2 separate regions of the Homo sapiens genome follow, and region 2 is linked to region 1. Evidence: chromatin loops called from intact Hi-C (ENCODE). Cell type or tissue: CD14-positive monocyte. All regions are shown on one strand. Each heading gives the region's core, and the rest is flanking DNA. Links, peaks and the distances in the headings are about the cores only.

Evidence for each region. Peaks named below come from ENCODE experiments on the same cell type or tissue, not always from the same donor. Only the 100,000 strongest peaks of a DNase experiment are listed, where the experiment ranks them.
Region 2: a loop joins it to region 1, with 2.1 times the contacts of the local background. A loop is called at or near these places in 2 of 110 quality-filtered maps.

The regions. Positions count from the first base shown.
Region 1 is chr19:51,393,600-51,403,886 of GRCh38, forward strand. It overlaps the pseudogene NIFKP6. Among named protein-coding and RNA genes, the nearest start is that of C19orf84, 8.2 kb to the left of the region's middle. RefSeq lists enhancers at 263-859, 1,915-2,124 and silencers at 765-824, 835-974. In CD14-positive monocyte, for the core only: a CTCF peak has its summit at 4,689; DNase peaks (open chromatin) are centred at 1,972 and 4,702; H3K4me3 peaks cover 662 bases; H3K27ac peaks cover 1,848 bases.
Region 2 is chr19:51,496,872-51,507,158 of GRCh38, forward strand. SIGLEC12 (sialic acid binding Ig like lectin 12) reads right to left here and starts at 4,929. Exons shown (of 8, transcript NM_053003.4): 1 at 4,436-4,929; 2 at 3,049-3,429; 3 at 2,567-2,845; 4 at 2,299-2,346; 5 at 1,147-1,416; 6 at 478-574; 7 at 9-105. The coding sequence starts at 4,862. RefSeq lists an enhancer at 2,692-3,191. In CD14-positive monocyte, for the core only: no CTCF peak of the experiment used is centred there; DNase peaks (open chromatin) are centred at 4,980, 6,180, 6,760 and 7,220; H3K4me3 peaks cover 3,035 bases; H3K27ac peaks cover 2,329 bases.

The DNA.
Region 1 (10,287 bases), core at 1,157-9,156:
TTTAAGACAGTCTTGTTCTGTCGCCCAGGCTGGAGTGCAATGGCACGATCTCCGCCCACTGCAACCTCCGCCTCCTGGGTTCGAGCGATTCTCCTGGCTCAGCCTCCCAAGTAGCTGGGATTACAGGCATGTGCCACCATGTCCATGTCCAGCTAATTTTTGTATTTTTAGTAGAGATGGGGTTTCCCCATGTTGGCCAGGCTGGTCTCGAACTCCTGGCCCCACGTAATCCTCCTACCTTGAGTGCTGGGATTACTGGGATAGGCCCCCGTGCCTGGCCCACAACATTGCATTTTAAGGAGGAGAAGTCCCAGGCAACAGGATCGCCCTATGCTGGACGATGTTAGTGGCACTGAGTGGCCGGAATAAGATTTTTGCCAAGAGATCTGGCTTGCTTTTCTTTCCTGGAGACTGATGAGAACCCAGATCTTCAGATTTCAAGTCTGGGTCTATCCATTCGGTTACTTTAAATCCCAGAGGCAGATGGCGCTCACTGCTCAAGTCTAGCGTCATGGGATTGTTCTAGCTTGTTCTTTTATTGCTTCTCCTATTACTAAGATCAGGATCTGACGCCATTTGGAAACCAGGGTCTGACCGCTTACCACGTACCTCGCCCTTTAAGGCTTTTTCTGTCCCGTCCCCCGTGCCCCTGCGGCGCTAGGAGACTGGAGGCGGGACCTTGTGTCGCTAAGGAAATGCCCTTTACTCAGCTTCCAAAATTGACAGGCTAGTTCTGAAAACTGGCCAACCAACTTCTGCTTAAGGGGAAGCGAGACTTCCGATTTGTAGGGGAACGCAGCGGCGATTGGTTAGAGTCCCGCCCACTTGTTAAGCGTCGCGAGCCACTATTCTCGGCTCTGATTGGCCAGAGAACTCGCGCCGCTTTTGAATCCCCACCCTGCGGACCCCGCGCGCCTCGCCTTCTCCCTCTGGTTGGCGAGCGCCTTTCTGCGCCTTCAGGCATTTTTGCTGAGGCTTTTGTCTGCGCATGTGCGGGTAGGTTCCGGTAGCATCCGGGAGACCCGGCCCAGGCCTGGAGATGCTGAGCGGAGCTTGGAGGGAGAGAGGGGACTGGGTTGTTGAGGGGAGAATCCCTCTCGGCATCTCCTTGGCCCACTGGGGAGCCCCATTGCCCCATCCACCGCTTAGAACCAGACCCTTCCTTTCACTCTCCACTCCCTATCCCTACCGGCTTTAGACCTTCAAAGTTCCAAGATTCGACCTTCGGGGTCTCCCCATTTCGTAGGGGCTTACAGATTTCCTAAAATCCCCCTCCTCCCCGAACCCCCTTCCGTCCCTGGAGATTCTGGGGTCCCTGCTCTTTCCCATTCATTCCACCCCATCTACTTGGGACCCTTCCAAGGGCAAGGGGGGCCTCTCAGTGCCTCTCCTACCCTCATGTCCTTTCTCCTCTTTTAGGTCCAGGAGGTCATCTTTGCCTCCCTTCCTTGAAATCTCCCCAGATTTAGAGGCCCTCACCCAGCTTCTCCCCTCTCAGCCCTGTCGAGGTGTCAAGGTTCGGGGATCACCTTTGTTGTTGTTATTGTCGAGGCGTCAAGGTTCGGGTGTCACCTTTGTTGTTGTGTGTTTTTTTTTTTTTGAAACTGAGTCTCGCTCTGTCGCCCAGGCTGGAGTGCAGTGATGCGATCTCGGCTCACTGCAACCTCCGCCTCCCGAGTTCAAGCGAGCCTCCTGCCTCAGCCTCCCGAGTAGCTGGGATTACAGGTGCCTGCCACCAGGACTGGCTAATTATTGTATTTTCAGTAGAGACGGGGTTTCACCACGTTGGCCAGGCTGGTCTCAAACTCCTGACCTCAAGTGATCCACCCGCCTTGGCCTCCCAAATTGCTGGGATTACAGGCGTGAACCACAGCGCCCGGCCTAAGCCCTAGCTGTTCATTGCCACAATGAGAGGAAGTACAGGAAGGTGTTGAGATCATGGGCGTGGAGTCCAACTGACATGCTTGACTGATGTCACATACTGCTCTGCCCCTGAAAAGCTGAGTCACCTTGGGTAATTTGCTTAGCCTCTCTGAGCTTCAGTTTCACTCGGGAGCTGGCCAAGAACACTTGTCTCAGAGTTGCTATGACATTCGAACATGGCAGTGTACGTAAAGGGCTCGGCATGGAGCTTGTTCTCATTAAGCCCCATGGCACGTGGGCATCTATGCTTTTTTTTTTTTTTTTTTTGTAGAAAAAAGTTTATTTGCTGGTTATTGTTTGATCCTTGAAATACAATTCCTCACTGGTGATACTAGTATAAAATGGTGGTTATGAATCCATGCTAGCCCAACGAAAACTAATTTAACAAATTGGTAAAAAAAAAAAAAGAAGTCGTTTTTGAATCTCTATTAAGATTTGAACTAATACATAAGCAAATCTGTGCTAAAACTGGAACTGCTGGGCCAGGCGCGGTGGCTCACGCCTGTAATCCCAGCACTTTGGAAGGCCAAGGTGGGTGGATCACGAGGTCAGGAGTTCGAGACCAGCCTCACCAACATGGTGAAACCCCGTCTCTACTAAAAATCAGCTACTGGGGAGGCTGAGGCAGGATAATCACTTGAACCCAAGAGGCGGAGGTTGCAGTGAGCTGAGATCGCGCCATTGCACTCCAGCCAGGGGGACAGAGCAAGACTCCATCTCAAAACAAAACAAAACAAAAAACTGGAACTGCCTTCTCACACTACATATAATTTGCCTTCCAGCTTCAACCATCTGATGTTGAAATCTAAAGCACTCTCATGAGTTAAATGTCCCTGACAAACCATGTAGATGGACAAACCAGATTGGTGGTCTTTAACTGCTGGTGATAGAAAAAGGCTGCAGTTTAGTACTTAAACCTGCAGTTAGTGGTCAACTTTCCATCTAGGTAGAGTAACTAAGGAGAGCTGTGAAATATCAAAAGAAAACTAGAGGCCAGGACAAAGAGGCAATGTCAGTCAAGCCACTGCAAGCTGGTATGCACCCTTGTATTTCAGCCAAAGGCAGGCAATCCAAAATTACAGATTGCTTTCCTTAACTTGACCAAACAGTGCATTTTACCTCTGAAAGTCTTGTCAAGGGTTGCATTTCATTGTACCTAGTAAAACACAAAGTCCACTCTCATAAAAATATTATATTTTCCAGAAGAAATATTATATGTAATACACTGAAAATCACTGATTGCTTTTGCTTCTTTTTTTCCGTGAATGTGTAGGTGTTTGAGTCTCTTGTGTTTCTTATTTTACATAGGATATGGGCTGTTTGAAAACTATTTCATTAGCTTCATCATCGTCATTCATTTCAGCCATTTCAGATTTTCGTCTCTCCAAAAATGTTGGTGTACAAACTGGTGTGAGGCCCTGGATATCCACAGTCTTCTCAGGAGTGTCAAGAGTGCCTAAAACCTTTTTCTTCTTCTTATGTAAAAGATGGCCTTTTGTAGACGTCTGACAATTAGTTTTTGAAATACTTTCTGTTTTCTGGAAAATCAAAGAAGGAAGAAGGAAAATCATAATCAATTCCTTTTTTTTTTTTTTTTTTTTTGAGATTGAGTCTTGATCTATCGCCTAGGCTGGAGTGCAGTGGCCCAATCTCGGCTTACTGCAACCTCTACCTCCCAGGTTCAAACAGTTATCCTGCCTCAGTCTTCCAAGTAGCTGGGATTACAGGTGCCTGCCACCATGGCTGGCTAATTTATGTATTTTTAGTAGAGATGGGGTTTCACCATGTTGGCCAGGCTGGTCTCGAACTCCTGACTGTTGGGGTGATCAGACCCAACACTAGACTGTGGGGGCTATGAAGTCCGGCGGAGTCAAAGGAATGAGAAAAGACAAGAGTGCATAAGATGGGTCCAGGGGACCAATGCTAGTATGGAGGCTGCGAAGGCCGCAAGCTCTGGAAGCCCGCACTGTTTATTGGTGATCAAACAAAGAAGCAGGTAGTGAGGATGTGGGGGTTGAAAGAAAGTGGTGCATCAAGCGCATGATTTACAGCTGTGACAGTTTAGCATTTTCTTTGACGCATATGGAACATGTTCTGCTACTTGAGATAATGGGAAACATGTTCTTCTAGTTTAAGATACACTTGATCTATGAGCCTGGGAATGCTAGAAGCAAGGAGCCGGCAAGTCTAGACACATTCCAGAGGCCACGAGGGGTTTCATGCTCTGAGCCCTGGATTCCATCCAAGCCATGAGGGGTTTTATGCCCTGGGCTTAGATTACGGTGCCGCAGGGCAGCCTTCCACCCTTTAGCACAGAGCTTGGTGTTCCAAAGACCACAAGGGCTTTTAGACCCTGGACCCCGGCATGTTCCAAGACTCTTTATATTATGTCAGACTAGCAAGCCCTGCCTCAGCTTTTTTCTCACTACTTAGCTTTTCTCCAACATGACCCCCTTTTCTTTTTTGTAAAACCACCACAGCTATCATTGCTTGTTCTCGATGGTGGCTTTCTCTCCAGAGGTGGCTTCCGCATCTGCAGACTAAAAGGAGACAGCACAAGCACATAATTATTAGAACAGGATTTCCAAGTGTAGAGTTTTCAATGGCCTTAATCCGTTTAAGAGGATTGATTGCAGACAACCCATTGGCTGTCTTGTTCAAATTATCAGTTCCAGGGAGCAGGGCTAAGTGAGTCTGAGAGGCTTCAAAATCCTGCTCTTTTAGTTTTACAATTTAGAGGGTGAGATTTTCCTCTCTACCCTCTAGATGGCGTTTAACCTTCTTCCATCAGTGTTCTGTCTCATTGTAACTGAGGAGTAACACAAAAGTCAGATGTATTCCAGTCACATTGCATTTGAATTCTACTTTCTAAATTCATAATACGATCTCCCATCCAAATCTCTGTCTGACGGAGATCATTAATTTGGTTAACTATTTTTTTTTTATCTATTTGAGCTTGGGAGTTCCATAATTTTGTGGAATTCTTTTGCCACTTATTGACAAATTCAGCAGTTTTCACAGATGAATGTACAGCCACACCGGCTATTGCAGCGGTAGTAGTAACAGCAATGAGGCCAATTATAGCAAAGAAAAGAGCAACTATAAATCTTTGGGATAAGAGTTTTTTAAGGATTTAGTTACAATACGAATGGATGATGATGCCTCCCATGGTCTATTTAGAGACACATAGGGATCCAAACTCCTTCTCTGGCTTTAATTATCAGGATAGTCTGATTTTTATTAAAAGTTGGTAACATTTCCTGTTGCTAGCATAAAAGATGGCCGAACACAGCTTTGAATCCAAAAGGTCCTGTTGGAAAGAAAAGAGAGAGCATATTTATTTTTACCTCCCTCCCCTCTATACCTTTTATATGTACCCTCCCAACTTTTGATTGAACTTTCAGCCATAGCTAATTTCCATAATTCAGAATGTTCCTGTCTTATGGCAGGAGATATCATTTTTGGACTAGGGGCAACAATGCCAGCAGGACTCTATATGATAGGGGCATTAGCTTCCGTCCGAACATACTGTGTATGATTCCTTTGCCAGCGATTCCTCTGGTTTACTACATTTGTTCTACAAGAAGGCCTTCCGGTGCAATTTTCCTTAAAGATCCCCTTAGGGGACTAATCAATGGTGATTCCATAGGAATTATTTTGTAGCACCTCAGCCTTACTTGCTATACAATCTTCCCAAGTTCAAGCATCCACACCTTCAAACCAAACTTTGCTTCGCTCACATTCACGCTTATTAGGATGGAACTTCAGGGTTTTAGGATTGGAATAATTATATTTTAAACTACTCCCCCAAATCATATGCAAAGCAGCCTGTGATTTATTTTTTCCGGGGACTACTGCCAACCAAGCTTGTGTGTCAATCTGTAAGCATCCAACAACAGGTCCCAGGCATATGGGGGATATTTATATCCTATAGATATATTCATTTTATCATCCCTTCCTCATTAGGATGCATTGGCCCTTATTCAGAATGGAGTCGTTCTGGTTTGAATGCTTCTTACATATTTCCACTTTCCCTTTTACAAGAGGATCCTTAATCCTAAGGCTTGCAGAAGGATGAAGGTCCGTCTTCTGCAACTTCTTCATGCTGAATAGGGGTGATGATATTCCTGCCTAACTATTAGGGTCTCTTGTATTCAGGTAGAGAGGAGCTCAGTCAGAAAGCATTGGTCCGTTAAGCATCTATTGTACCTCTGAATCCCAGCAAAAGGTACAACCTTGGTGTTCCAGCAGTTTTTCAGCTTCCTGTGTGGTTTTTCTTGATCTGTCCCCATGTTATGGGGGTGGATGTCAGCATGACTCCGGTCGGTCCTCGTTCCGTCTTCGCATTCAGACTCAACTGGCTCATGGCTTGTACTGGGGGAACCAGGTCCACGGTTGGGATCCATGGATCTCTCCAGTCTCCCATTCCATGGTCGTACACATCTTGAGGGCATCCGCACGGTTTGTTCATCTCCTGCAAAAACACAAGCATACCCTCAAAGCCATGTTAGTAAATCTAGCGAAACAGAAGCAAAAACTTTTGTGGCTGTAGCCGGGAGGCATGCCATTGCTGAAGCATTTGTTCTACAAGCTGTAACTCAGCTTCTGCCTCTGTGGTTAATTACCATGGGGTAAAACTTTCCACTGATAATGAGAAACAGGCCCCTTCTAACAGAAGGCACAGAAAAAGCAAATCGAGGCTTATCCTTCTTGTGCAACAGTATAGCAGAAAAGCAATCCTTAAGCCTTCAATTTGCACTGTACAGGTGGGTCCACTAGATGCTGTAACTGATGATACATCTTCGGATGTTTGGTGGGCACCACACAGGCACCTGACTGTCACCTGGAGAGACACAAGCAAATCCTCTTCCCCATATAATTATCTTTCCTTTTTCTCAGCTCTTTGTATGTGCTTCCCTCCACCATATATCTTGTCCAGACTTTTTATTTTCCTTTTCTACATTCCTTTTTTGTGTGTCCAAATTGCCCACAATTAAAGCAAGAGCCTGAGAAACGGGGCACATTCCTTCCTACTTTCAATCCAGCCATAGCCTGAGCTAAAAGAGGAGCCCTATGCAAGGTATCTCCAATGCCATCGCAAGCCCCAGTATATTCAGCCAAATGAGCCTTCCCTCTCATAGGTCTGATGGCAGTTTGACACTCTGCATCAGCATTTTCATATGCAGGAAGCTGTATTACAACATCCTGAGCTGTTTTATCAGTTATGGCTTTATACACAGCCTCTTGGAGCCAAGCAATAAAATCAATATATGGTTCTTTAGGTCCCTGTCGGACGAGCTGAAAGAAGGATATTTTTCCGCTGTAACATTTATCCTTTCCCATGCCCGTAAGCATGCAGGGCACAGCTGAACAATGGCAACATCCTCCATTACTGCTTGATTTTCTAATCTACCCCAGTTGGGGCCAACTCCCATGAACTGTTCAAAGGAAACAGGCACAGGTGGCTGCGCTTGTGTGTTTTCCCTTGCCTGAGTTTGAGCTTCATCAGCCCACCAAGTTTTAAACTGTAAATACTGAGACGGAGTGAGAACAGATTTTGGTAAAGTATCCCAATTATACGGTATTAACCTAGTATCAAGAGCCACATTTTTTAACAAAGTTTGCACAAAAGGAAAGTTCGGTCCATATTGAGTAATGGCTTACTTAAATTCCTTTAATAACTTAAAAGGAAAAGTGGCCCAATTAGTTATATTCTGTCCTCCTTGCTGGATTATAGTAACTGGAAATTGCCATGCTTCAAGGTCTTCCTCAGTTCTAGCTTTTTTTTTTTTTTTTTTTAACAGAGTCTCGCTCTGTTGCTCAGGCTACAGTCCAGTGGTGCGATCTCGGCTCATTGCAACCTCTGCCTCCCGGGTTCAAGCGATTCTCCTGCCTCAGCCTCCCGAATAGCTGGGACTACAGGCGCACACCACCACGCCCGGCTAATTTTTGTGTGTCTTTAGTAGAGATGGGGTTTCACCGTGTTAGCCAGGATGGTCTTGATCTCCTGACCTCGTGATCCGCCCACCTCGGCCTCCCAAAGTGCTGGGATTACAGGCGTGAGCCACTGCGCCCGGCTTGCTCTAGCTTTTTGAATAGAATTTTGCATAGCACCACCAATTGCTCCAGGTTTTAATGTTGCAACTACAGGAGCAGAAAATTTTATAGCTAATTCACTTTCTCGCCCATTAAGGGGAAAGGGAGGAGGTGGCCATTCACTTAATTCAGCAGGTAGAGCCGATGGGCTAGTAAAATATACTTTTTTCGGTTTCCCCTTTTTTAACCTCTTCTCTTTTTTGCTCCTTGCATTCAGAATCTGAAGTTAGTTTTTTACACTCGTCCTCCTCTTCCTCATCTGAATCTCCCTCATCATCTGTTTGAAAGGGCTCAAGGGCTGCCTTTATTAGTGCCCACATTGACCAAACGGAAACTGGAATTTTTGCTCCCTCTTTATACGCCTTTTTAAAATCTCTGCCAGTTCTCTCCCATTCATCCAACTCCATAGTCCCTTGTTCTGGAAACCATGGGCAAAACTGCTTTACTGTACTAAAGAGTGATAACAAATTTTGAGTACTAACTTTCACTGCCCCTTTTTGTAATAAATGCCTTAAGAAATTCAGATAAGCAGAATGTTCGCTTTCACTTTGTCTGATTGTTACCCTGGTTCTTCTGAGCACTCAGCTTTCCCACCGAGCTTCTTTCAGTCATCCTCGGGTGTCCTCTGATGATACTTCCTCCACTTTCATGTCCTCTAGCGTTCCTTCACCGGGATCTTCATTGTCCCATGTTGGGCGCCAGGAATGCTGGGGTGATCAGACCCAGCACCAGGCCATGGGGGCTACAAAGTCTGGCAGAGTCAAAGGAATGAGAAAAGACAAGTTAAAAGTGCATAAGGTGGGTCCAGGGGTCCAACACTAGTATGGAGGCTGCGAAGGCCCCGAGCTCTGGAAGCCCGTACTGTTTATTGGTGATCAAACAAAGAGGCAGGTGGTGAGGATGTGGGGGTTGAAAGAAAGCACTGCATCAAGTGCATGATTTACAGCTGTGACAGTTTAGCATTTTCTTTGAAGCATATGGAACATTTTCTGCTACTTGAGATAATGGGAAACATGTTCTTCTAGTTTAAGATACAATTGATCTATGAGCCTGGGAATGCTAGAAACAAGGAGCCGGCAAGTCTAGACACATTCCAGAGGCCATGAGGGGTTCCATGCTCTGAGCCCTGGATTCCATCCAAGCCACGAGGGGTTTTATGCCCTGGGCTTAGATTATGGTGCCACAGGGCAGCCTTCCACCCTTTAGCACAGAGCTTGGTGTTCCAAAGGCCATGAGAGGTTTTAGACCCTGGACCCCAGACATGTTCCAAGACTCTTTTACATTATGTCAGACATGCAAGCCCTGCCTCAGCTTTTTTCCCAACACTCAGCTTTTCCCCAATACCTGACCTCAGGTGATCCACCCACCTTGGCCTCCCAAAGTGCTGGGATTACGGGCGTGAGCCACCGTGCCCAGCCAGCTAATTTCTTCCTGAGTAATCTTTATTTCTTTTTAAATCACTCCTCATCTGTAGCTTTTGTGTTAGTGTCCGATTCTGATTATACCATTTCGCTGATGGATTTGATGGCTGCTTAAATGGAATATTCCAGTGTTTAAAGAGTTCTTTATGTACTTTTCCAGGTGGCATAAAATGACACTCCAAGAGTCTTTCACCAAACAGGTAGTTGTTCATTGTTTCAGCAACTATCTTGGCAACATCCTCAGACTCAAACTCCACAAATGCATAGCCTTTGCCATTTCCAGTCATTTTACTTCTGGACAGTCTGAACTGTGTCACAGTGCCAAACTGGGAGAAATATGAAAAGATCTGGGTTTCGTTAAGTAGGGTTGTTCTTGTTTTTTTTGCTGGGTTATGTGCTTGCAAACCTGCGCCACCTCCTTTTGAAACTGGACATCTTCCTGCGGGTTAAGCAGTGAGATCTCAGCCAGGCCAGAAAAAGCTGCCATGCCAAAAGCGGCCGACACTAACTCCACGCGGTGCTCCTGGAAACGTCGGGCTCCCAGCTCCCATGAGGCAGAAAACGGGCATCTATTCTTTTAACATACGTATGTATACACAGTCCAAGTGATGGAACATCAGGATCAGTGGCAGCTGGGAGGGTGGGGGAGGCAGCACCACCTGATATTTAGGAGGGAGAATGACCGGGAGTTGCCGATACGTGGAGTGAGGGATAAGTCAGAGTTGTTCCTAAGATTTTGAGTTTGGGCAATGGTGGCATGGTAAGCTAAGATCAAGGATATGAAGGGAAGAAGGGCTTTCAGGCTGGGAGCATTTAGGAGAGCATGAGAGGATAATGCATGTGTTTT
Region 2 (10,287 bases), core at 1,300-9,299, 100 kb after region 1:
TCACTCACCTGAGAGGCTGAGCCCCTGACAGCGTTTGCGTCCTCCATGCCTGTATCCCCCACGCCCACTGCTGGCCTTGCCGATTTCTTCCTGCAGGACCTCACTCTGAGTGAAGAGACCAGAGAGCCTTTCAGTGTGGTCAGATCGGGGTGCAGTGGGCAGACCAACCCCTGCCCTGTATTTCCTATTGGGGAGCTGGAGGGGTAACTGAGGCGGGAGGGGAGTGGTCCCATTCCAGAGACCCCAATGTCGAAAACAGAGGCTCTTTTTTCCTGGGCAGTAGGGTCTGAGGTTTGCCACAGACATGGAGCTCCACAAACAGGGGCGCTCATGAAATTCTTACCATGCACCCATGACCTCATTCTGGCCCTTGCTTCAAGCTCTTGACCCATCCAGGTCCTTCCAGGTCTGGCTTCAGGGATTTTGTTCCCAGCCTGCCCTCCCCCAAGGCTCTTCCTCCCCAGGGTCAATGCTCACACAACGAAGATGATGCAGAAGTACAGGAAGACCAGGGCTGTGGCTCCAGCTCCCCCGAATGCCCCTAGCGTCACTCCTGATATAGGCCTCATTTTGCCTGAGGATGGATTGGAGTTGTTTTGGGGTTTACCCTCCAAGAACTGGGCCTCTTCTCCTCCCACTGCCTGTAGGGCCCCAGACTTGGGTACCCCAGTCCCGCTTCCCGGACAGAAAGAACAAGGACGGAAGGGAACTTCTCCTGAGGTCACTGAGGCATGAGAGTGCTGGGTGCAGTCTGCCTTTATTTAAAATTTTGATTAGTTTTCACCATGGAATTATTTTACAATAATTTTTAATTTTCGAAAAGATAATCACATGGCAAGATTATTTCTCTTGCTTGCTGAGTTGTTTTATTTTTGGTTCTTAAATTGTGTGCCCAAAGTGAGTGCCTCACTTGCCTCACACTAGTCCAGGCACTGGAAAGCAAGGCCCTTGTATCCCCAAACACACTTGTCCAGGCCCCAGCTCCTCCCCTCCAAGATTAACTCCTCCCCTCTCCCCACCCCGCACTCACTGCTTGGCAGCAAGAGGACTGTGATGCTGTGGGTTGCAGGGAAATTCCAGGTCTCCCAGCTGGACCCTGAGGGTGGGACATGTGTGTTCTCCTCCTCCAGACCCTCCCCTACCCACCTGTGTACTCGTTTTGCAGGGAGAGGCTCAGGGAAATGTGCTGGGAGCCTAGAGGGTTCTGAGCTCGGCAGGTGAATTCCCCTTCATCCTTCACATGCACTCGAGGCAGCTCCAGCACCCCAAGGTTCGAGGACTGTGAGGGGCTCAGGGTCAGGCTCCCCCAGGTCCAGCTCAGCCTGGCAGGGGGATTGCTGTCGACAGCACAGACAAGGTGCAGGGACTGGCCCTCCAGGACTGAAAGGGCCGAGCCATTCCTCAAGGTTGTGGATGCTGTAGAGAAAGAGACAGAAGGGCAGAGAGAGACAAAGTGATCGAGGCAGGGAGGAAGGATACAGAAAGAGAGTGGTGAATGGAACAGACACTGATACATGCTGAATTGTAGGGACATATGCACGTTCACTGCTCACTGTTGGGGATGTAAACTTGTCCATCTTTAATTAGAACAATTTCACTCTATCTTTCAAAATCAGAAAGACATATGACACTGCTATATTTTGCTTTTAGGACTTTATTCCATACACTTAGATATTCCTTGTGGGAGTAGATACAACAATATTCATTGCAGTGTTTGTGCTGTAGGATAAAATTAGTGCCATGATCTTCCATTAGAAGATGCCACAAAATCAGAGACTATTCAGACAGTGGAATGACACACAGCCCTAGAGGAGGGTGCAAACAGTCTCACTACTGACATCAAACCACCTCTGAGATCTTCCAGGTGCACAAACCAAGGCTCAGGACAGCCTGGACAGACCCTGGTCGATTCTGGGGACAGACTCTGCTGTGCATTATAAATTTTTGCCCATGTGACTATAGTATGTATCCAAAAGAATATACCTCAGAACTATTGGTGAAAATAAAAGGATGAGGCAATATTCAGGAGCTGGAAGATAAGAGTCCTCAAATCCTTGAGCTGCTGTGTGAATGTCCCTCTACCCTTGCTGTGGGGCCAAAATAGGTGTGTGTGTGGAGGAGTTCAAGGGGAGTGAAGGGGTGATGAGAAGGTGCTCAGGTGGCCAAAAGGCTGAGGCTGAGGGAGGGGGGGGCCGGGGCTCACCCACAAAAGGGTCTCAGGTCACCAGGGTGAGTCCTGGCTCTCCCCTGAGTTGAAGGCTCTGCTCCTCCAGCCCCAGGGAGAGGACTCCATCTTACCTGTGCCATCTCCTTGGAAGACAGTCATGGTCAAGTTCTGAGGAGGATCTGGAACAGAAAGACACGGAGTTCCCATCACTTTGAGGACTGGGGACACTGACCCTGTCTCCCCAGGAGCCCCATAAATGGGGAAGGTGGAGCCAGCATCCTCCTGACCCCCAACTCCCAGCCAAGATTCCAGGACCCAGATCCTTGAGTCTGGGTCCCACATCCAACTGGCCTCAAGGAATCCCGATCAAAGACCCAGACGTCCTGGCCCAGAACTCACAGGATATGTTGAGTCGGACAGCCCTGGTCATGGTCACGCCGGCCCCAGGCAAGGTCACCTGACAGGTGAGGCTGGTGCCATGGTCCTGGGGCTGTGGGATGAGGCTGAGCATCGAGGAGCGAGTGATAGTGGGGTCCAGGGAGGACACGGAGGCCCCCATCCAGGTGATCGTGGGGGGCGTCCCCTGTTCACAGGCCCAGGGCACAGAGCAGGTCAGGTTCCTGGGGTGGCCAGACTCCAGGGTCCCCGGGATGGAGAAGGTGGGCATGTGAGTCAGGGCTGGTGATGAAAGGGAGACAGGCAAAATGAGGGTGTTGGGGTCTGAAGTGTGGTGCTGAGGAGGCTCAGGCTCTGGTCTTACTCCTCCCCTGAGCCAGATATGCTTCACCTCCAACTCCCTCCCAGGATGGGGGTCCCACCTCAGCCCTACCCTGCGGCCCTCGGGCCTTCCCCTCTGGCTGGTCCTAGAGCCAGAGATTTACCTGTCACATGCACAGAGAGCTTGTCATATATGTAGTTCCATTTCCTGCTTCCTCTCTCCACCTGGAAGTAGTACTTCCCTGAATCCCCCTTCCTGGCATCTCTGATGCTCAGGGAGCAGTTGTTGGTCTGTGGGTCCCCAAGGAGGAGGAATCGACCGTGGGTATCCTCTTGCACTTTTCCACTTGGGGTGTTTGTGGCCACTGGAATATCCCATGGTATATCGGCCCCTTCCTTGAACCAGGATCCATAAACAGGGCTAGAGGCAGTCCAGTTGTAATGGGGGTAAAGGACACTGCAGGGCACAGAGACACACAGACCCTCCTGCACAGTCACCGACTCTGGCACCTCCAGCCTGTATCTTGACAGTAGGTCCTGGGACGCTGTGGAGAAACGAGGGTCAGCCCAGCCCCCACTGTCCCTCTCTTCATTTGCCCATAGCAGGGGCAGCAGCATCTCTGAGGCAGAGGCTTCCTGGGCTCCCTGTGTGAGCAGAGAAGGGGGAGGGAGAGGAGGGGCAGGGCTGTGGGACCCACAGGGGGCTGGAGAGGAGCTGGAGACCTCAGCCCTGCATGGAAGAGAAACTGCAAACCCACATGCTATAGGAACTCATTCCCTCTGCACAGAGTGAAGGAAACCCTAAAGCTCAGAGACCCTAGAGACCCACCCAGGGAGGAGAAGAGACCGTGTCCCGCCTCCTACCTCCGGGCTTCCCTGAAGCACCAGGGCCTGCACCAGACACGTAGGTCCTGCCCTCCCGGCCTCTGGACCATCGTGGAGGTCCCTCCTGTCTTTTGAGCATCTAAATGTGGATCTCCGAGGACCTCGGGGCATGAGAGATGGAGGGGCCGTGTGCTGAGTCTCCCTGTCCAGGCTCAGGTGCCTCTGCTGCCCTTGGTTTGCGCCAGGAAGTGCTTCCTCCCTGGCCTGGCCTGAGAGAGTCACGGGGTTGTGTAGACCTAAGGCTCTCAACTGGGGAGGACTTAACCCCCCAGGACGTTTGACAATGTGTGGAGATAATTGTCTCGCTGCATGGGTGGGGTGGGTGCTTCTGGCATCTGGTGGGGAGAGGCCTGGGATGGTGCTAAACCCCGGCCATGCCTAGGACAGGCCCCAAAACAAGGAGTCATAAGGCCCCACATGCCACAGTGCCAGCGTCAGAGGCAGGATGAGGATGTCAGGCCTGTGGGTCAGGGCTGGTGAGGGGAGGGGCTTGCAGGATCAGGAGGGGCATCCAAGGTGCGGTCCTGGGGAAGCTCAGGCTCTGGTCCAGCTCCTCCCCTGAGTCCATCACCCCCGGCCCCCTCCCAGGACATGTGTCCCGTCTCAGCCGTGCCCTAAAGCCCTCATCACATTTGCCTTTGGCCTCTCTTGGAGCCCGTGCCTTACCTGTCACATTCACAGAGAGCTGGTCATATTTATAATTCCATTTCATATTTCCTCTCTCTACACAAAAGACGTATGTCCCTGCATCACTCTCTCTGGTGTCTCTGATGCTCAGGGTACAATCCTTGTTCTGTGGGTCCCCAAGGAGGTGGAATCGGTCCCGAGTCTCCTCCTGCACTGCTCGAGCTGGGTTGTTTGTGGCCACTGGAATGTTCCGGCTTACATGGTCCCCTGCCCGGAACCAGTAGCCATGAACTGGATCGGAGGCAGTCCAGCCATTTTGGGGGTAGGAGAAGGAGCAAAGCACAGAGACACACAGGCCCTCCTGCACCGTCACGGACTTCTGCATTGTCAGCAGGTAATCCTTCTGTTCCTTAGCCCCCACTCTCCCACAGAGCAGGGGTGGCAGCAGTAGCAGCAGCAGTAGCATGTGTCGGGTTGGAGGTGCCAGGGTTGCTGAGGTAAGTCTGTTCCTCAGGGTTCTTCTCTCAGGAACTGAGAACTCAAGATTTCGAGGAAGCCGCACAGGAAGTTGGGGGTGGGTTCTGAACGGTGACCTCACAGGAGGAACTTCACACACAGACACTGTCAGGGCCGGGTCACCCCTGGAAGATCCACCGTCCACTACCCCGTCCACTCCTGGGGACCCTGAGGCCAGAGAGGATGAAAGACTCACCCAGATTCCAACCCCATGCAGGGCCCACCCCGCCCACTGCCTCCCTCTCAGTGCCCTTCCCCTTGGGTGATATTTTCCATAAGGTGAAAATGAGTCCCATGTGGCCAGACCTATGAAGTACAGGCTGTGGATGTCTCTCTGTAGGTCAGAGGTGACACTAGGATATAAGAGATGGGGGTGCAGGTGGGATGAGCAGGCAACCTCTCCTTCCTCCCTCAGCGGCCGTGAGGTGGAGTTCAACACAGCAGAGCTAGACACTGTCCCCAAAGAGTCACTGTGTAGTGGGGAGACACTGAGGCTCCTGATATCTGAGCTCTCCATGGCAGGAGCTTCAGTGGGGGTACCAGGCAGGGTGTGGTCGCTCTCTCCTATGTTGGGGAATCAGTCTCGGGAGGACTGAGCAGAGAGACACGGGGTCGTGGAGGTGAGGATTCCGTGTGTTGATACACACCAAAGACACAGAGAAGAGCCCAGTTCACAGGAGGCCTGAGAAGCTAAGGCTGTGACTGTTGTACAGTGAGGTCTGGAAGGGAGGAATGTTGGATGGGAAGGGACAGATTTCTAAAGGGGCAGGCGTTTCTCTCTCGGCCATGGCTCTCTGGGTTCAGGATGGGATCCTTCACCACTGCTCTCTCACAAGTCCTCCTTACTCCAGAGCATGAGGGGTCTGCTGGCCCTTTGTTCCTGCAGGCTCTGCTCCCAGGGTTTCAGGTGAACAGGAGACGTGGAGCGAGGACACCAGCCCTGGCGTGTCCACGCTCAATGATGGACAGGATTTCATGGGAGAAGAAATGCACCTGAATTCAGCAGAAGAGTTTTTGAAACTGTATGCTATGTACTGGGAGGAAGGTGGGGAAAATCCTGCAAGATTCGCCCTCCTTAGACCCATGTCAGCTTTTCTTGAAACAATGATTTTTGGGGAAATGTAATACAAGTAAATAAAAGTGCCACCTAAAAAAATGACTCAGTGATTTTCACCAAATTATCACTGTTCAAGAAATAGAACATCACAAGATAATTGCCAAATTTCTCCCATGAGATGAAGAAAGAAATTGCATTCATTTATTCAGCCCTGTGTTTCCCCTTCCTATAGGCCACATGCAGTTCCTCCTGAAGATGCCCCAGCCTCACTTTAATGATAATGGTCTCCTTGCTTTTCTATGTAGTTTTATCATCTGAGTGCACTGCCTTCAATACTATGGCTTTGCATAGGTTTTTCTAAAGACTATTTTTACATAAAAACCACAATCTGTTTTATTTTACTCAGCTCCATGGATCTTCCCATCCCCATGTTGTCCCCAATTGCCCATAACCTGGAGTAGAGTCAGTTGGCTGTGATAATTGAAAAGGAAATGTGCAGGATTGGGGCATGCATAGCTGCTCCTCTCCCTGACACCACTAATTCCTGCATTTGCAGCTTGTATCTCATCCTGCAGACCAATCTGCTCCTGGGCCCCCATCCTTGCCGTGTCACTTTCTTCCCGTAAGGACAGTTGCAGCATCTCAATGGGAAGAAGGGCTCGACCACGGCCCATCTCTTTCCCACAGTCCCCAGTTGGCAAAGAAAAGCAGAAAAATGGGAAGGAGAGACATGAGGAAGCCACAGAGAATCTGCAAAGGAAGAACGTTTGAACCACATATGACTCAGAGGAGCTGATGGGCCCTCTAGACCCACTTCCATAATTTGGAGAGGAAGATATTAAGGACCAGAGTGACAAGTGCTACAGCTACATGTCTCTCCTCAAAATTCATTTGTTGACCTTTGAACCCCCATGTGATAGTATTAGAAGGCATGGTGTTTAGATAGGTGGTTTGGATTAGCCTAATAGGATTAGAGCCTGATATGGTTTGGATCTGTGTCCCCACCAAATCTCATGCCGAATTATAGGCCTCAATATTGAAGGTGGGTTGTAGTGGGAGGTGGTTGGATCACGGGGGTGGATTTCTCATGAATGGCTTAGCACCATCTTCTTGGAGCTGTTCTTGTGAGAGTGGGTGAGTTCTAACAAGATCTGCTTGTTGTCTGTGTGCAGCATCTCCCCATTTGCTCTATCCTGCTACTCTGGCCATGTGACATGCTGGCTTCCCCTTTGTTTTTTGCCATGATTGTAAGTTTCCTGAGGAACTCCCCAGAAGCCAAGCAGATGTCAACATCCTGCTTCCTGTACAGCCTGCAGAACCACGAGCCGATTATTCCTCTTGTCTTTATAAGTTACCCAGTCACAGGTATTTCTTTATATCAATGGAAGAATGAACTAATACAGAAAATTGGTACAGAGGAGTGGGGCATTGCTACAAAGACACCTGAAAATTTGAAAACAACTTTGGAACTGGTTAACAGGCAAAAGTTGGAAGAGTGTGGAGAGCTCACAAAAAGACAGAAAGATGAAGGAAAGTTTGAAACTTCCTAGAGACTGGTTGAATAGTTATGACTGAAATATTGGTCGTGATATGGACAGTGAAGGCCAAGCTGAAGAGGTCTCAGACGGAAATGAGGAACTTATTGGAAACCAGAGCGATGGTCCATTTTGTTATGCCTTAGCAAAGAACTTCACTGCATTGTGCCCCTGCCCTAGGAATCTGTGGAGCTTTGAGCACAAGAGTGAAGATTTTCAGTATCTCGTGGAAGAAATGTCTAAGAAGCAAAGCATTGAAGACATGGCCTGGTTGCTTCTAACAGCATATGCTCATGTGTGAGCAAAGAAAGAAATCACTGAAAGCTGGAAATTGTATTTAAAAGGGAAGCAGAGTGTAAAAGTTTGGATAATTTGCAGCCTGGCCAAGTGGTAGAAAAGAAAAGCCCATTTTCAGGGGAGGAATTCAAGCAGGCTGTAGTCCCAGAGACCCCAACATTGAAAACAGAGGCTCTTTTTTCCTGGACAATGGGGCCCGAGGTTTGTCACAGACATGTGGCCCCACAAACAAGGGCACTCATGAAATTCTCACCATGCACCCATGCTCATTCTCTCCCTTGCTTCATACTCCTGACTCAGCCAGGTCCTTCCAGCTCCGGCTTCAGGGATTCTGCTCCCAGGCCACCCTCCCCCAGGGCTCTCCCTTCCTCTCCAGGGTCAATGCTCACACGATGAAGATGACACAAAAGGACAGGAAGACCAGGCTGGGGCTCCAGCCCCCCTTGACCGCCTGCAGCATCACTCCTGGAGGGTTCTGAGCTCTGCAGGTGAATTCCCCTTCGTCCCTCAGATACACTTGAGGCAGTTCCAGCAGCCCAGGATTCAAGGGCTGTGAGAGGCTCAGGGTTGGGCTCCCCCAGGTCCAGCTCAGCCTGGCAGGGGGATTGCTGTCAACAGCACAGACCACATACAGGGACTGGCTTTCCAGGACTGGAAGGGCTGAGCCATTCCCCAAGGTGGTGGATGCTGTAGAGAAAGAGACAGAGGGTCAGAAAGACAGTGATCAAGACAAGGAGGAATGATACAGAAAGAGACTGGTGGATGGAACAGACACTGATACAGGCTGAAGTGCAGGGCCATACACACCTTCTCAGCTCACTGTTGGGAATGTAAACTTGCCCACTTTTAGTTGAGAACAACTTCATTTTATTAAAATTAGAAAGAACGTATAACACTGCTATATTTTGCTTTTAGGAACTATGCTATACACTCAGATATTGCTTGTGGAAGTAGATTTATGATTATTCATTACAGTGTTTCTGCAGTACGATAAAATTAGTGCCATGATTTTCCACTGGGAGATGCTACACAATCAGAGTCCATCCATGCAGTGGAATCACACACAGCCCTAGAGGAGGGTGTGGGCAGTCTCACTATTGATATTGGAGCACCTCTGAGATCCTCCAGGTGAGCAAACCAAGGCCCAGGGCAGCCTAGATGGACGCTGGGCGATTCTGGGGACAGACTCTGCTATGCATTTTGAATTTTCACCCATGTGACCATAACATGTATCCAAAAGAACGTAGCTCAAAACTATTGGGGAAAAGGAAAGATGAGGTAGGTGGTGTTTTCAGGAGATGGAAGAAAACAGGCCTCAAAGCCTGTGTTGTGAATCTCCCCCTGCCTTTGCTGTGGGGCTGAGGGGTGTGTGTGTGGAAGAGTCTTAGGGGAGTGATAGGGAAGTGTAGAGTCATCAGCAGCTTGCAACCTCAACATGGAAAAGCTACAGGCACTCATCTCCAACCTATGAGAGCAGCCACGTGGCCTACACCTGTCAAAGCCACAGGCAGAACTGCCCACGGCCTTGGGAGCTCACCCCTTGCACCAATGTGCCCAGGATGTGGGACACAAAGTCAAAGATTATTATTAAGCTCTAAGGTTTAATGTCTGCCTGCAGGAATTTGGATTTACATGGAGCCTGTTGCCACTTTCTTTGGGGCAATTTCTCCTTTTTGGAATGGGAATATTTCCCCAATGCCTGAACCACCAATGTATCTTGGAATTAAATAACTTGTTTCCTATTTCACAGGGTCATAGGTGGGAAGAACTTGCCTTGAGTCTCAGATGAGACTTTGCACTTTCAGTTGATGCTGGAAAGAGTTCAGATGTTGGAGGACTGCTGGGAAGAAATTATTGTATTTTGCAATGTGAGAAAGAGATGAGATTTGAGGAGCCAAGGCAGACTGATACAGTCTTGATATTTGTCCCCTCCAAATCTCATGTTGACATGTAATCCCTTATGTTGGAGGTGGAGCCTGGTAGGAGGTGTTTGGGTCATGGTGCCCTCCCATGACAATGAATTCTCACTCCATTAGTTCACAGAAGAGCTGGTTGTTGAAAAGAGCCTGGTGTCTCTTCTTGCTCCTTCTCTCACCATGTGGCATGCCTGCTCCCCTTTCACCTTCTGCTATGATTAGAAGTTTTCAGAGGCTTCACTAAAAGCTGAGCAGATGCTGATTCCTTACTTGTACATCCTGCAGAAATGTGAACCAAATAAACCTCTATTCATTCTAAATTACTCAGTCTCAGGTATTCCTTTACGGCAATGCAAAACGGACTAACACAATACTTTAAGTCCTCTCCAGATTATTGATAATACCTAATACAATGTCAATGCTATGCAGCTAGTTGTTATAATGTATTTTAATTGTATTATTTTTCATGATTGTGTTGTTGTTCTTATTGGTTTTTGTTTTTTTGAATATCTTTGATCCCCAGATGGCTGAATCCAAGGATATGGAATGGGTGGATATGGAAGGTGCACT